Linked DNA regions of Homo sapiens: region 1 is linked to region 2. Evidence: read pairs that join two places in POLR2A ChIA-PET (ENCODE). Cell type or tissue: OCI-LY7. All regions are shown on one strand. Each heading gives the region's core, and the rest is flanking DNA. Links, peaks and the distances in the headings are about the cores only.

The links. ChIA-PET counts read pairs that join two places held together with the same protein. Peaks named below come from ENCODE experiments on the same cell type or tissue, not always from the same donor. Only the 100,000 strongest peaks of a DNase experiment are listed, where the experiment ranks them.
Region 1: POLR2A ChIA-PET joins it to region 2 with 5 read pairs; 4 of 35 experiments call an interaction of 5 or more read pairs at or near these places.

The regions. Positions count from the first base shown.
Region 1 is chr14:75,409,420-75,412,332 of GRCh38, forward strand. No RefSeq gene overlaps it. Among named protein-coding and RNA genes, the nearest start is that of JDP2-AS1, 17 kb to the right of the region's middle. In OCI-LY7, for the core only: no CTCF peak of the experiment used is centred there; no DNase peak of the experiment used is centred there.
Region 2 is chr14:75,222,431-75,225,343 of GRCh38, forward strand. No RefSeq gene overlaps it. Among named protein-coding and RNA genes, the nearest start is that of TMED10, 47 kb to the left of the region's middle. RefSeq lists enhancers at 1-189, 190-1,087. In OCI-LY7, for the core only: no CTCF peak of the experiment used is centred there; a DNase peak (open chromatin) is centred at 1,501; H3K4me3 peaks cover 855 bases; H3K27ac peaks cover 1,714 bases.

The DNA of each region.
Region 1 (2,913 bases), core at 104-2,603, 190 kb after region 2:
GGTTTTATAAGAGCCAGCCCATTTTAGCTAGAGCAGCAGTCGATAGCTTTGTGGTATGGGCGGCCATACATCATTCATATTAAAACTGGCCACTGCCATGCCTGAGACATCCTGCTGAGACAGCAAGTCTTTTGTCAGCTGCCTTCTCTTCCCTTGACCCATTTTACTTGGCAGTGGTTCTGTCTTGGGAGTCCCAGGCCAGGGAGTGACTGACTGGGCAGGTGTCCTCCCTCTTCCCTGTCTCTGCCCTCTTTGGCGCCTCCTCTCGTTCTTTCTACTCTGAGTGTTCAGTGCTCTCAAGTTTTCTCAGCCTCCTCCATTGGGAGAAAAAAACACCAACAACTTATAATTGCATCCCTGCATTGGCTATTTAATTTGCTCCTCTTTCAGGCCCCTCTCTCCACCATTGTCTACTCCTGTAGCAGGACGTAGTTCTACTGATGAACAGCCTGGTCCGGGCCCCGACTGTCAGACCAACTGTGGTCCTTGGCTGGGGGTCCACAATAGTGTTCTTGGCTGGTCCTGCCTTGAGGCCTTGAGATACTGTGTCAGACTTCGTACTAACAGCCGTACAAGTTAAGTGTTATGGCCCCATTTTACAGACATGAGAACTGAGGTTCCTAGTCAAAGTCACATAGGAAGGACTCAAACCCAGACCCGCTGGACTTTTAAACCTGAACTGTAGTCTTCTGGGTAAAGGGGTTTCTCACTGTGTCCCTGAACCATTCCCCACCTGCTTCCTACTCCCACCCCTGTCTGTCACCATTTCCAGGAGTCTGAAATTCCCCTATTAAGAGATTTCTTCCTTGAGGCTGAAAGTATTTTAATTTTCAAGAGCCATTAGTCTGCAAAACCCCTGGGAAATAGAATCCCCTAAACTTTTATTTTCTAACACCAGAGTGGGGAGAGTTTAGTAGGCCAGTTCTACGGGAGGACATTGAGGGGACAGGACAGACAGGGGTAGAATGAAGGTGTTTGATTCACTGAGGACCCCTTCTCCCTGGTGCTTTGATGAGCCCAAGTTTAGCTTCCCACCTGGTTCCCGGGGGCCCCACAGCTGATCATTTCCAGCGAGCTATTTTGAGAGAGCAATTATCCTGAGAGTGCCTTCAGCTCCATCAAGTACAGTTTAATAAGGCTCCTGGGGAGCTGTGAGCTTCAAGTGCTGTGCAGAGTGGCAGAATGGGTAGGGACACGTGCTCTCTTCTACCTACAGGACCCCAGCTTCTGTGGCTCTGAGAGCCAGGCACTTGGCAAGATAGGCCTGAGTAGTGGTGTGTGTGTGTGTGTGTGTGTGTGTGTGTGTGTGTGTGGCAGGGAGGGGAGGTTCAAACTGACCCCTGGTTGTCATGGCAACCCGTCCTTGAGCCAATCTTATGCTGATCTGAGTGTTTCTGAAGACAAGCTGTAACTTCCTGGCTGACAGTGTTGATTTAGACTGGGTTGAGAGACCCTCTAGATTAAGGGACCACCCTATTACTGGCTTTGACACTGTAGGCTTCCAGGATTCAACCCAGGAATCAACATTTTTATTTCTGACTCAACACGGAAACCTCTTTGCTGACCTGCAGTAATAAACTTGCCCCTTCAATATTTTCCAAGCATCAGTGATATCTGACTCAGGGCCTGAAGGCAAGTGACAAACATCTCCTGTAGGTAGGAATTTATTCCATGAATTTCCCTTCACTGTCTCCCTTCCACCCTGCCTTGATGCTGAATCCACATGGACTACCCTCTTTTCCTGCATATTTTCCATGATATAGGACGCAGGAATCATAATAGCGACTAGGGAGTAGTTCATCAACCTGCCGGGCGTTGTAATAAACACTTGACATGCCTCATTTATCCTCACTACGATCACAGAGGGTACACACAAGGACTCATTTCACACACGAGGGCACTGATGTTCGTGGAAATGAAGTGGCCTGCCCAGGGTCACTGAGCTGGGCTGTGGTAGAACCTGGACTTGAGCCCAGCTTGTCTGATTGTTGAGCCTGGGCTGGAACCATTAGCATCCTGCCTTTCTGGCTGACCTCTGCGAGCAGAGCCACTCATACATGGTGATATGGATAAACTTAACCATAGGAAATTTAAACAAGGCTCCAGGTGGTGGGGTCTTCCCCTTCACTGCCACTTCTGCATTGAATGACCTGGGAAGAAAACCAATTTGTTTAAAGGTGAAGAGGCACCCCTTCCATAATTTAAGTATTTGGAATATATTTTTAAATTTTAATTAATTAATTAATTTGGAGGCAGGGTCTCGCTCTGTTGCTCAGGCTGGAGTGCAGTTGCTTGATTGTGGTCCACTGCATCCTCAACCTCCCTGGCTCAAGTGATCCTCCTGACTCAGCCTCCCAACTATCTGGGACCACAGGCACGTGCTGCCACACCTGGATAATTTTTAAAAAGTTATTTGTAGAGATGAGGTCTTCCTGTGTTGCTGGTCTTGATCTCCTGGGTTCAAGTGATTCTCCTGCCTTGGCCTCCCAAAGTGCTAGGATTTTAGGTGTGAGCCACCATGCCTGGTCTAAGTATGGGAATGAATATCAACCTGACACCTAAAAAGTTCACATTTTATTTAAAATAGGAATGTAGTGATTTCCAGTCTTTTTAGACTTGCAATGCTCTGTTGCTTTTGTTGTTATTGCTACTTGCTTTTTCTTTTGTTTTTGTAATATCCTTTCTGTAAAAGGACAGTTATCCGTGACATGAAATTCAATTTAAAAAGTGTTTGCTTTAAATTCTTCAATGGAACCCCTTAAGATAACTGGAGATGCCACCCAATCACAGTGATAACATCGTACCAAAAAGAAGTGGCGTGGGTTACCAGGTGCTAGAGACTGAATGTTTGTTTCCCCAAATTCCCATGTTGAAATCTTAACCCCCAAAGTGATGGTATTAGGAAGTAGGGCC
Region 2 (2,913 bases), core at 324-2,823:
ACATTCACTATGCATTAGCTCACCACTGACCCTTCATGCACCTTCTCATTTAACTTTGAAATGAAATGCTCAGGATGTTATTGTCATGGCCATTTTACAGACGAGGAACCTGAGGCTGGTGCTGAAGCTTCTGAAGTAAAACTGTGTGAGCTTGGCTGACTCCACCTGGTGTCATGTATGCCCACACTGCTGTTCACTAGCTGGAACCCCCGACTGCCTCCTCCCCGTCACTGGTGCCCCTTAGTCTGTAAGAGTGGCCTTCCTTCTCTCAGGAATCATCCTTGACTCTTTCCCTCAGCTCCACATCGAATCCGTCAGCAAGACCCATCCACTCTGCCTCCAACACATCTCCTGTGTCTTCCATTTCTCTCCATCTTTGCTGCTCCTACCTGGCCTAAAACACCATCATTCTTTCCTAAACTTTTGCAATTGCCTTTTCATTGGTCTTCCTGCCACCACATGCCTTATTTTCCACACCACAGCCAAAATGATCTTTTATTTTTTAAAAAGTATTTTTATTTATTAAATTTTTTTGACACTGAGTCTTGCTGTCGTCCAGGCTGGAGTGCAGTGGTGTGATCACAGCTCATTGCAACCTTGACCTTTTGGGCTCAAGTGATCCTCCTGCCTCAGTCTTGCAAGTAGGTGGGACGACAGGCATGTGCCCAGCTAATTTTTTTTTTTTTTTTTGAGACAGAGTCTCGCTCTGTCACCCAGGCTGGAGTGCAATGGCATGATCTCTACTCACTGCAACCTCCACCTGCCAGGATTAAGCGATTCTCCTGCCTCAGCCTCCTGAGTAGCTAGGACTACAGGTGTGCGCCACCACACCCAGCTAATTTTTATTTTTGTATTTTTAGTAGAGACAGGGTTTCACCATATTGGCCAGGATGAAATCGACCTTGTGATCCGCCCACTCGGCCTCCCAAAGTGCTGGGATTACAGGCGTGAGCCACTGCGCCTGGCCCCAGCTAATTTTTTATTTTGTTTTTTTTGTAGATACAGGGTCTGATATATTGCACAGGCTGCAAAATGATTTTTTTTTTCTTTTGAGATGGAGTCTCACTCTGTCATCCAAGCTGGAGTGTGGTGGCACGATCTCTACTCACTACAACCTCTACCTCCCAGGCTCAAGTGATTCTCCTGCCTCAGTCTCCTGACTAGCTGGGATTACAGGCACGTGCCACCACACCTGGCTAATTTTTGTATTTTTAGTAGAGATGAGGTTTCACCGTGTTGGCCAGGCTGATCTCAAACTCCTGAACTCAAGGGATCCACCTGCCTCAGCCTCCCAAAATGCTGGGATTGCAGGCATGTGCCACCGCACGTGGCCTGCAAAATGATCTTTTAAACAGATTGTATCACTCCCCTGCAAAGCCTCCAATGGATTCCAGACAAACCTTCAACAAAACCCTTAATCCCTACAGGATGTGGCCTCTGCTTGCTTCTCAGACCTCACTCCTGCCACTTCCCCCACCCCCACACTCTAGCCACACTGCCTTTCTCTCTGTTCCTCAAACAGTCAAGCTGGCTCTGCCTTAGGGACACTGCAGTTGCTATTCTTTCCATCTGGACTGCTTTTCTCACTCAGTTTCCCACGGCTGGTTCCTTCTTGCCATTCAAGACGCAGTATAAAGGTCACCTTCTCAGAGAGGCTCTCCCTAACCACCTGTTCTAAGTAGCCACTTAATCACTTGCTATCACATTCACCTGTTTTAATTATTTGCATACCACTTATCACTATGGGGTTTTTTCTTTCTTTCTTTCTTTTTTTTTTTTTTGCCCCAGGTAATCTGCAGTAATGTGCTCTTTAAAATTTTGTCATTTTGGCGGGGTGCAGTGGCTCACACCTATAATCCCAGCACTTTGGGAGGCCAAGGTAAGTGGATTGCCTGAGCTCAGGAGTTCGAGAGCAGCCTAGGCAAAATGGTGAAACCCTACCTCTACTAAAAATACAAAAATTAGCCAGTGTGGTGGTGCAAGCCTGTAATCCCAGCTACTTGGAAGGTTGAGGCAGGAGAATTGCTTGAACTCAGGAGGCGGAGTTTGCAGTGAGCTGAGATCGCACCACTGCACTCCAGCCTGGGTGACAGAGTGAGACTCTGTCTCAAAAAAATAAAAAAATTAAAATTTTGTCATTTATTCATTCATTCATTTGTTCATTCCTGTGTCCTTCCACTAGAATCTATCCCCAATGCCTAGAAGAGTGTCTGGTATATAGTGGCTGCTCGATAAGTATTTGTTGAATGAATTTTTGAATGAATGAATCACATTTTTCCTTGATTAATTCAGTTAACAATTTTCATCTGTTGGGGCCAGATACTAAGCTAAAGGCCATGAGAAACATAAACAAGACACATCAGCTCTCAAGAAGTGTTTGATTCATGATGTCTGAGATGTACTTTTAAATAATGCAGAAAAAAAAGGAGGACAGATGAAATACAACTGGCCAAATGTTGATGACTATCGAGGTAGCATGATGGAAAAGGGGGGTTATTACATTATTTTTTGACTTTTGTGTATCTTTCAAAATGTACATAATAAAAAGGTATTTTTGGCCAGGTGCGGTGACTCACACCTGTAATCCCAGCACTTTCGGAGGCTGAGGCGGGAGGATCACTTGAGGTCAGGAGTCCCAGACCAGTCTGGCCAACATGGTGAAACCTCGTCTCTACTAAAAATACAAAAATTAGCCAGGCGTGGTGGCGGGCGCCTGTAATCTCAGCTACTCGGGAGGCTGAGGCAGGAGAATTGCTTGAACCTGGGAGGCAGAGGTTGCAGTGAGTCGAGATGGCATCACTGCACTCCAGCCTGGGCAACAGAGCAAGACTCCTGCTCAAAACAAAACAAAACAAAACAAAACAAAAAGGTATTTTAAAATTTTTATTTAAAAAGCAGCTATGGCTAGGCATG